Regions from separate parts of the Homo sapiens genome. Here region 1 is linked to region 2. The links are chromatin contacts, found by Hi-C in ENCODE. All regions are on one chromosome and are shown on one strand. The core of a region is the stretch at or near the end of the contact, and the rest is flanking DNA. Distances in the headings are between cores, read along the strand shown. Region 1 holds the start of NEUROD1 (neuronal differentiation 1). Region 2 holds the start of LINC01305 (long intergenic non-protein coding RNA 1305).

Region 1 (5,067 bases), core at 2,367-4,866, 7.4 Mb before region 2:
CCCGCGCCCAGGCCCCGACACCCCACTCCTAGGCAGGGCGGGGAGAGGACGCGGGAACCTCTCGAGGTCGGCCGGGCTGCCCTGGCCACACTTGATCCTTTCATTGAACGCAAACCTCCCTTTGCAAGAGCGAGCATCTGTTTCCCTGAGAAACAGGTCACCGCCAGGGACGCCGGCCCGGCCCCTGCGCTTTATCTTGGCCCTGTGAATGCTTCGCCCCCGACCTCCCGCTCCCCGCTTTCGCCTCCAGCCACACGCTTCCCACCCCCTACGTCCGGGCCACACGCCTCCATCCCTTCCCCACCCCCATCCTCCCACATGCCTCCCCCTTCCCCTCCGCCCGGCCCAGGCCACACTCCCCTCTCCCCACCCCTGGCCACACGCCTCCTCCCGCCCCCCTTCCCGCGGGCGCTCCGGCTGCCGCTGTAACGGCCGGGACGCCCGGCCCGCGCCGCGCGCTCAGAGCGGGGACCCGGGAGGCGGCAGATTTGGGGCATTGCTCGAGGGCAGTGAGTCATGAAAGAGGCTTTTGTTGTCCGCGCGTGCGGTTCGCGTGCCGCTGGGTAGCCTGCAGCGCCCAGTAGGGACGGGAGCTGGGGGAGTACAGCTAACGGGCAGCGAGGGGAGAGACAAAAAACTTAGGGAATCAGGAGGGGGAAAAGTGTGCAACCGTCCAAACAAGTCCAAAGAGAAGAAAATAAGGAGGAGGAGCGGGGCCGCGGAGAAGGTCCTCAGTGCTAAGCCCCGCCGCGCCTTCAGCTCTGTCCTCTCCGGGATCCGGCTGACTCTCTTCTCTCGCCCCAATTTCTCGCGCCTTCAACCCCAAACAAAACGCACCTCAATCCAGGCCGTGTCCAGGCTCCTCTTTTTAGGGCCTTACTACCCCGCATCTCCTGGGAGCCTCGCGGGCACTGGCTGAGCGTCGCGATGCCGGCGCCCCGGGTCGAAATTTTCCGCGCAGAGGAGGGTCACATCGGAGCGCTGCGGGATGGGAAGCCCAAGGACAGCTACCGTGAGACCCAACCTCAGCCCTGTCTCTGAAACATCCTGGAGTGGCCTTTCCTTTGTACAAATCTCCAGGCCTGAGCGAACAACGCGCAGTGGGATTAGAGATGAATTTATCAAGGGTAGAGGGAGGAAACAGACTAGTAATTCCCGCACTTTACGCATTTGAGTCTCCGTCTGGCAAAACACTCGGGCGTCCCTCTTGCTCAAGAACATCTGACTCCACCATAATTCTCCTGTATTGCACAGGATGTCGCGAACTGGAGGTTTCTGCTTTCTGGGGGTGAGGACAAGGATTTAGCAGAGGGACCTCTAGGCTACCCCTGACCTCGAAGCTAGCTGGAGTCCTTTCTCCCACTCCGTCCCCAGTTCTCCTCCGGAACTCCCCAAAGTTGGAAAAATGAGAGCCTAGGCACGAGTTGCATATGCCTGCGGCATAGTGTGCTGCCAGTCGGGGCAGCTGCCGGGTGAGGGGCAGTACTTAACCTGGCCCTGCCGCAAACGTCGGGCTGTGTACTATCTTCTAAGGGCTAGTACTCCGACGCCCTCGAGTTTTAGCCCAACACTGAAGATACAGACAGTACAGGGGTAAATCCTGGGCCCAGGCTCCTGGGTGAATTATTTTATCCTCCCCTATGCGCTTTGTCAGCCAAGTGAATGTAGAAAAGCAAGCAAAACTCCAGAACCCCACAACGATTCACGCCACGCTTCGGTGGCACAACTCTTTTCTTCCCCTTTTAGATTAGTACTGTGCAGGGAAGGCTGCACCTGCTACCTTCAGACACCGGGGATCTGGCTAGGACCCTCTTCCTCTACCCCTACTCTCTCCTCCCGTCCCCACCCTCTCCCAGATGCACCCCAATCCAGCCTCTCAACCCTGTCGCTGTTTGCAAACTCGAGGGATGTTTAGTGCAATTGCCTTTAAATAAGCAATTCACGTAAGAGGTATTTATTGCAGAGGGTTTCAGGTCTGGGAGGGGGTAAGGAGTTAGTTAATGAAGGATTAGAGGCAAAGCTGGGAAAGAACGAGTAGACAGGCCAGTTTCTTTCTTTCTTTTTAAAATCTATTATTCTGGAAAACCCTTGTTCGAAAAGAGTAAAGAATTGCTATTTGGGCAACAATATGGCTCCTTCAGAACTGGTCGAGAATTTCTGTGGTCTTTGCTTGACCTTCAAGTTGGGAGTTTCAAATCAGAGGCTTTGAAGTCTGGAGGAGTTCGCAGCCATTAATCCTTCCGGGGTTGTGCTAAAGGCGTTTCTAGAAAGAGATCGGAAAGACCCGTTCAGCACAGGCCCATTGCATCTTCTCTTTGAAAACGCTTGTCTGAATCAAGTATCTTATACAGACCCGAGACTGAGGGGAGCAAGAGCGCAGGTCCGGCTGTGGCGAGGTGTCCACCACCGTACTTGTGGTCAATGCCTGGACTAGAGAGCCGAGGCCGTCCAGGGCGGGCTGGCCAGGGAACCAGAAGCGTCCCTGGACTGGCTGAGTGAGGGTGCCCTTTCCAGCAACCCAGTGGCCATGGTTAAAAGGCAGAATACAACCGTCAAAGAAGTCCCCAGCTCCCACATAAGAGAGCGCAAAGGCCAATGGAACCAAGGCCTCCTCGCGAGAACTAGCTCGCTTTGAGGACAAGATCCTGGGGATGGAGGTGGGGACTGACGTAGTGAGAGGGTCTGGAGGAACAGTCGTAGCTGAAGGTCAGGACATGAAGAATTGCACGTATGGTAGGGATAGAATGGCAGGTACAACTTTTCTGTACTGAAGGAACTGGGAGAGGACGATCCGGTTAGGGAGGTTGGGGAACTAATCTCAACGCTGCGTTTACAGATGAAGCCGCTTTTATATGGCGTATATGTTTGCTTAGAGGGGCCGACGGAGATTAGGAGAAGCCATCCTTTGGCGCCAATGATCAAAGCGTCTGCCAAGGAGAAGAAGCCAAGGGATGGGCCTTTCAGAGAGGGCAAGGAGTCATGCTGCTCTGGATGCCAGTGTCAGGACAAGAAATCGAAAGGAGCGAGGACTCTTCACTGCGTGCCTCAGTCTCCCCGCTTCTGCCTCTTTCACCTCTGTCCTACTTCCGGCGCGAAAGCAGGCCACTCGCTCTGATCTAGACCTAGTTAACATTAGCTTTTCCCTTCCTTCCCTCAAATCCCCTCCCCCCTCTATCCCCGTCCCTTCTGCCGCCTGAAAGGGTTAATCTCTCCTGCGGGTAAAAACAGGTCCGCGGAGTCTCTAACTGGCGACAGATGGGCCACTTTCTTCTGGCCACAAAGGGGCCGGAATGGAGCGCTCCGCGGCATACAAATGGGCAGGTCACGTGGTTCCAGGCTCTTGGCTGGACCGGGAAGACCATATGGCGCATGCCGGGGAGGAAGGAGGAGGGGCGGGGGTAGGGGTGGAGGGTGAGGGGAGCGGTTGTCGGAGGAGGGCGGGAGACGAGCAAGGCGTGGGGAGAAGTGGGGAGGAGGGGAGAACGGGGAGCGCACAGCCTGGACGCGTGCGCAGGCGTCAGGCGCATAGACCTGCTAGCCCCTCAGCTAGCGGCCCCGCCCGCGCTTAGCATCACTAACTGGGCTATATAACCTGAGCGCCCGCGCGGCCACGACACGAGGAATTCGCCCACGCAGGAGGCGCGGCGTCCGGAGGCCCCAGGGTTATGAGACTATCACTGCTCAGGACCTACTAACAACAAAGGTAATTACAGTTCTTTCATTTTTTTGCCCCAGAATAGAAGCAATAACTGAAGACTGATGAACCTACATATTCTGTATGTGTGCGTTTGCGAGAGTGTGTATGTGTATTGAGACCAGCATCCCCCTCCATAATTGCCCATAAGTACTCACACATAATGAGTCGTGTCACTCAAGTACCCCCTGCAGGCTTTCTAATTTAAATTTTAAAAATTTGGGTTTCTTTTGTGGATAGCATAGGAGCTTCTTGGATTTTTTAAAAGAATGCACGGTAACTATGATTATCTGCTAGTGCTGATTTTAAAGTCCCAAAAGCAATAATGACTTCACTTTCTCACTTCTTACAGTAAGAAAAAAAAATCTATGTTATCAATATATATTTTGTGTGCATGTATTTTACGCACATTGGGAGTGTCAAGCTGTGTTTTCAGTGAATGAAAGGGACATGGATACCTTGAGTATTCACACCATGGAAAATAAATCAGGTTCAGAGATAGTTTAGTTGAGAGGGGGGAAAGTGGAGAAAGGGAGAGGGACTCACTCCTGCTACCTGTTACCGCTCCAGAGGCGGCCAAGTCCCCAGCAGCCACTACTGGAGCCAGAAATTCAGTTGTTTTACTAAAGGCTTTTTATTTTCCTTACTAGAAGCGGCAACTTCGCGGTTGCCAATCGCTGACCATTATAATTACTCAATCTTTTAAAGGGAGGTTTGAGGCGAACTTTGAAAAGCCCCAATAAAGAGCGGGCGGCCCTTTCAATGGGCTGTTTATTAGAGAGGAGCCTTCCGCACCTGATCCCCGGCGCGTGGGAGAGCGCTCTGCGCCGCGCCCCCAGCCCTCGCCCTGCAGCTAGCGCTTTTGTACAAGGTGGAAATTTAGCGGTGGGCCAGAGATGGAAGGCAAGAAAAGAAAGGCGAGGGAGGGGTGGAAGACCCTGTCCACTTTTGTTGCCAAATGTTACATTGATGGTGAAACAATTTGGTGGAAACTATTTTTCCTCCTTTCTGCATTTGCTTTTCAGTATCCCGTCGATGTAATCTTCTTAAAAATCGCTGCCAGTATTAGTAAATTACGCAATGGCTGTTCAACTTAAATCGCTAAGTATCTGGAAGCCAGGACAGAAATGGAAGTAGAATGTGTGATTTTACAGCTTTTTTTTTTTTTTATGGAGTTGTGAGTAACTTTGAACACATTTGGATAAACATGAAGTCGCTGAAATGTACAGTCATTTCCACACACATTATCCTGTCGGGCAACCACCATAAACACATTTAAGTTAATCACTAGGATACAAACACATATGCGTGAGTGGTGTACACATATACATATTCACTACCCTCCCCCAGTCCTGTCCTCACTCCTACGTACT
Region 2 (5,267 bases), core at 2,573-5,072:
GGCTTCCAACTCTTTCCTCCTCCATCCAGGGCTTGGAGAAGGCACTACAACCACAAGATGTTAAACAGGAGTGTAGGCATACCTCCAGGACACTCTGGGATAAAGGATGGCTTTTCCTTCCTTCCCTTTAACACACCCCTCCCCCATGTTATTTCCTATCCCAACTCCTGATGATGCTAAAAATAAGTAAGTAAGAAGAAAAGGTATGGCTAAAAGCATATCAGTTTGTGACTAAGGAAGTTGTTACTGTAAATACAGACACAGGGATGCAAGTAAGGCAAGTTTCTTGCCTGATATTAACAAAATGATCCTCAGTCCACAGTAATCTATAACTTGTGGCATGGGCTTTGCTCATTAATCAGTGACTGATTTGGAAGGGAGATTGCGGGAAAAATGAACAGCAAATATCCCCACTAACACCCCCTTTCTTCCCTCCCCTGTAGAACTGAGACCGGAGCGACCATGCCATCTAGATTTTCTTCCTGGATTCTGTAGTCGCCCAAACTCAGGCTTAAGGTGGACTTGGCTGGAACCTTCCCTCTTCAAATCTGAGCCTGCAGGAGTCTGCAAGTGGCAATTAGGAGACTATTACAAGCCATTAGATTGATCAATGTACCTTAAACAATGCGAATGAATTATATGACTGATTTATATGGGGAAGAAAAAGAAAGCAGTGGGGGAGGACGATTTCATCTCCTTTACATCCACACGCTGTTCTGGAGAAGAACCGGGCCCAGCCTCTAGTTCGTCATAGCTTAGAACCACCCGAGCGATTTATCTAGAAAACTTTTCAAGCAAAGACAAGGTCCTCTCGGCTTGTCCGGTGGGTGGCGAGGTGCACGTTTTCTGCCCCTCTCTCCGCTTCCTAAGAAAGAGCTTAGAAAGACCAAGGCCCCGAGGGGCGGCGGAAGGTCACAGCGACGCCACTCCGCTAGCCAAGGACACCACCCGGAGCGGGCCCAGCTGCCTCCTTCCCTAGAGTCTGTCCCCAGAGAGGGGGAGGACGACTTACATATTTGTTTAACGGAGTGTTGGAGAGCTGCGTGGCCTCCTAATTACGTCAAGAACACAGAACCATCAGCCCTTGAAGTTTCCAGCGAGACTTCGGAAGGAGCGGCGACCCGGCTCCAGGCGCGAGATGACGCTGGGGGTGGGGAGGGAGGGTACTCCGTGGAACGGAACTCCAAGCTAGGGCTGGCGGTTCCAGCTAATCTATCTGGCGAAGACAAAATTACAACAGAGCTGGAGCGATCAAAGCAGGCCCCCGCCCCCACCCCCACCCCCGCCCGCCCGCCTTCCCTGCCCAAAGTCTGTTTGTAGTTGTCTCCTCGGCTGCAGACACACTCGTCCATCTTCTCACGACAAGGAAATTCCTGCCAGTTTTTCCAGAGCCTGCAAGGAGAAGACAAACGCACTTCACCCGTCCCAGAGGAGGAGGATTCCCTTTGTTTAACCTCCTCCTCCCACAGTCGGCCTTCAGCTCTGAAATGGGGGAGGGGGACAGGGGATGGAAAGACCCTGGGCGGGGAAGGGCGGTTATAACAGAACCCCGGGTCCAACTCTGCCTTGCTGGTCCCTCCTCTTCCTCCTCCCTCTTCTCTTTCCAAGCTTCTCCCTCCCTCCCTCTCTCCCTCCCTCTCTCCCTCCTTCCGATCTTCTAGATCCTCTTCCCACCCAAGTCCTCTCCTGGGCTCGCGCGCCCAGAGCCTGGGCAGGCGCTGTTTATTTCCCGGCCTTCGTGGTTTGGCGGGAAAGGGCTTCGTCCTGGCTTGTTCTTGAGTGTCTGGGACAAATCCTTTTGTTTGTGTCTAAATGTGGAATGAGAAGCCTTCCAGGTTGATAATGGGGCTCAGACAGAAGAGGGAAAGAGCAGAGAAGCAACACGCATGTGTCTTTTGCAGCCAGTATGCGATGTTAGTCCAGGGTTTGGAACCCCTTCCAGGTGGATCACGGTTTCACACACACACCCAACTGTGCTCATCTGTCTTTTATTACCCCATGTTCCACTCTCCTGGGTTCTTTTCTTAGTTCCTTTCAGCCCTCTCCTTCCTAGAACCTCTTCTCAGAACCCTACAGTTCAGTGAGAGGGTGAGAAAAAAAGATACATCCTAAAACTCCCCTCGAGGAACGAGGCACCCCCGTGACATATCCGGAAACAGGCCAGCCCTGGGCCGACACGTCCATCCTTTCTTGATTTCGGCCACTGTAGAGCCCAACTCTGACAGGCTGGACTTTCCTGTCACACCTACCGATGTCAAACCCACGCCCTTCCAGAGTCCAGATGGATACCCTCCGCCCTGACCCGCTTCTTGGAACATTGACTGAAGGGTATATACATAGGGGTAGAGGAAGGCTCCGTGCACTTTAGACACGTGCGCCTCCCCCTCGCCCTGCTGCCACATGCAGAATGTACACTGATGACAAACAGACACACTTACCAGGGCACATGCCAGCGGCGTCCATCCTCCTTCCCGGCCAGGCATCAGCAAGCGAGACGGCCTTGAGGCAGGTGCCATCGCCACAGGGAGAGTGGCTCCGAGCTCCCGATGTCTCCCTGGGAGTCGAGGCATTCAGGTACCCCAAAGCCAGTTTCGAGCCTCCCGGGCGGGGTGGCCGAAGACCTTGACGAGGCTGGGCGTCCCCCTCCGCCTCCCGCTGTGCTTCCGCGCTGCTTCCTGCTCTGCACTACCTCCGCCGCCGCAACTGCCCAGCGCCCCTCTCTGAGAAGCCCTCTGCCTGCTGCACGCAGCCCATAGGTTCCGCTACATCTGGGATGCATTGCCCCTTAATTGTCAATCCCATTATTGTGATCAAGTGAACGTTGCTAATCTCTACATTTATTGTTTAGGTAAATAGAGGCTGCATTTAATCAATATGCAGGGCCCCAGCCCTCGCAGCGCCAAGTAACTTAAGTCAACGGTGAAGATTTCAGTGTGTGCATAATTACAGAGCTCGCGGAATCATCGGTCCAGCTCAATTCCACGTCTCTTCGCCGACCTGGGGGAGGCGGAGGAGGGAATGGGAGGAATCTCCATCCTCCAAGGGGTCGAGGGCCAGCTCCTTCAGGGCAAGTAAATGACTTCGTGGAGGTGACACCGCGCGCCTGGCCCGCGCCCTCGGCGGAGCGCCCTGTGAGCGCGGGGGCCTGAGGCGGGACTGGGGACTGCCCCCAACTTCCGAGCGGCAGAATCTGGCGCTTGGCGCCCCGACTCTACAGCTTCTGGACCTCTCCCCTCCCAAATTTGCCTCAGGAAGGAGGGTGGTTCCGCGTTCGGCAGGTCCCCGGCAGGCGGGAAAGCGGGGGCGGGGCTCTGGAGGTGGGTTGCCCCAAGTTCGCGACACCCTGCCCCAGCACGCAGGCTCCCTCCTCTCCTCCGCAGCTGCGGGGAGCAGCAGACTTCCTTGCCCGCGGGGAACTCCCAAGAATCCCACGATTGGGCGCGCAGAGCGCGGGTTATTTGCGCTTCTTCTTAAATAGCTATTGTTTCCTAATTTAAGAGGACCTTCGCCGGGCTAGAACGTCAGGGATTCGCAGCAGGGGGTGGGCGGGTCTGGGGAGATGGGCGGTTCGCGCCGGCGAGGGGTGGTATCAGCTCCTTACAGTAGCTTGGCTCCCGGAGTGGTGTCAGAGTGAGGGCCTCTTGGTCTCGGCGGGGAAAGGGTTAGCTGAGAATCTTTCGGGGGGCGGCGGAAAGAACCCGACCCCCGCGACACCCTGGAGTGGGGCCCAAGAAGCTGATCCTCAAGTTTGAGGCGCCAACACTTCTCTTTCGGCAACTCTGTTGTCGCGAGTTTCTCTTTCTTCTGGTTCCTCTTTCTCTGCTCCATTCCCGGACAAGTCGGACGTAAACAACCAATAACTTCAGTTGTAACCAGACACCCCCCTTGCATGGAATTGTCCGGCTTTATGTAAGCAGGATTCTAAGGTCAAATCATTTGACAGTTTAGGGTGCCATTGCAACCTCCCAACTAAATTACAGCTGAAGTTTGAATATAAGGGCCCTTGGTATTTGATGGCAGCTGGCTGTTTTTAATTTTCGGAATGGAACAGTTTTCGTATAAGGTATCCCTCCCTGCTTTCTTCTTCCCTTAAGTTGAACAGCATTTGGAACAAGGGGGAAATGAAACACAAATATCGGTGCAATCCTGAAAACCTTTTTCTCTCTATTACTACATTCAGAGCCTCCCCTCTGCCCGGCCCAAGCTACTCCCAAGCCTGTAACTCTCCTCATCAGTTGGGCAGACCTCTTACCGCTGGGCTGCAAACCAGTGCTGCCTCTGCCTCTACAAGACAGATAAATACGGCGTCAGACTCTTTTTTTTTTTTTTTTGAAAAGAGTCTCACCCAGTCGCCCAGGCTGGAATGCAGTGGCGTGATCTCGGCTGACTGCGACCTCCGCCTCCCGGGTTCAAGCGATTCTCCTGCTCCAGCCTCCCTAGAAGCTGGGATTACAGGCGCCCGGCACCACGCCCGCCTAATTTTTTGTATTTTTAGTAGAGACGGGGTTTCACCATCTTGGTCAGGCTGGTCTCGAACTCCTGACCTCGTGATCCACCCACCTGGGCCTCCCAAAGCGCTGGGATTACAGACGTGAGTCACCGCGTCTGGTCCAGACTCTTTTGATTAGGAATGTCAACTTAACCTTTTCTGGATGGCAGTTGTTTTTAAGCTAGGATAAGGAAAAGAAAGGCAACAGAGCTGATAGCTAGGGCTCCTGGGTAAGCACAAGCCCTTTGGAGGTCTCAGGAGGTGGGTGTGAATTAAGGCCCACCACTTAAGGCCCACCACTTAAGGCCCTGTGACCTTGGGCGGGCCTTGAAACTTGTGTTTCCTTCTCTCTAAAATGAAGCTAATAATTTCGACTTTGAAGGATTGTTATGAAGGTTAAATAAAACTATATAGGAAAATTCCTAACAATGTGCTCCATACTTATTAATAGTTGAGCTAAAAAAGTTCTTGCCTTCCATTTTCCACTGAAATAACATTCCCAGCTAAAACTTACTGTGAAACTAAAGGCAAAGCCAACAGCCGCTATAAAACAGAATTTTAGTGTGTGTGTGGGAAGCACAGGGCCTAGTACAGAAGCAAGGTTGGATGAGGATGAATGCAATGACAGCCTGCAGCTGCCTGATTTGGAAGGAGTAAGGTTAGCTGCTCCAGTCAGCCACACATTTCATGGTCTGGCTTTCATAGTTCTCCAGGAGGGGAAGAGGAGGCCTTGTCTCTAAAAGTAATAGCTAATATTTATTGAGCGGTTATTATATAC

What was found. A loop is a pair of places that touch in the nucleus more often than their neighbours do. Pooled maps may share reads with other maps.
Region 1: a pooled map shows a loop between it and region 2 (27-fold over the local background). The contact joins the promoter of NEUROD1 here to the promoter of LINC01305 in region 2. A Hi-C loop is called at or near these places in 6 of 50 pooled maps.

The regions. Positions count from the first base shown.
Region 1 is chr2:181,679,066-181,684,132 of GRCh38, reverse strand. NEUROD1 (neuronal differentiation 1) reads left to right here and starts at 3,616. Exons shown (of 2, transcript NM_002500.5): 1 at 3,616-3,703. RefSeq lists enhancers at 88-663, 2,390-2,966.
Region 2 is chr2:174,324,582-174,329,848 of GRCh38, reverse strand. LINC01305 (long intergenic non-protein coding RNA 1305) reads right to left here and starts at 3,822. Exons shown (of 3, transcript NR_038897.1): 1 at 2,439-3,822; 2 at 1,013-1,392; 3 at 1-564. RefSeq lists enhancers at 449-1,264, 3,314-3,433, 2,901-3,718.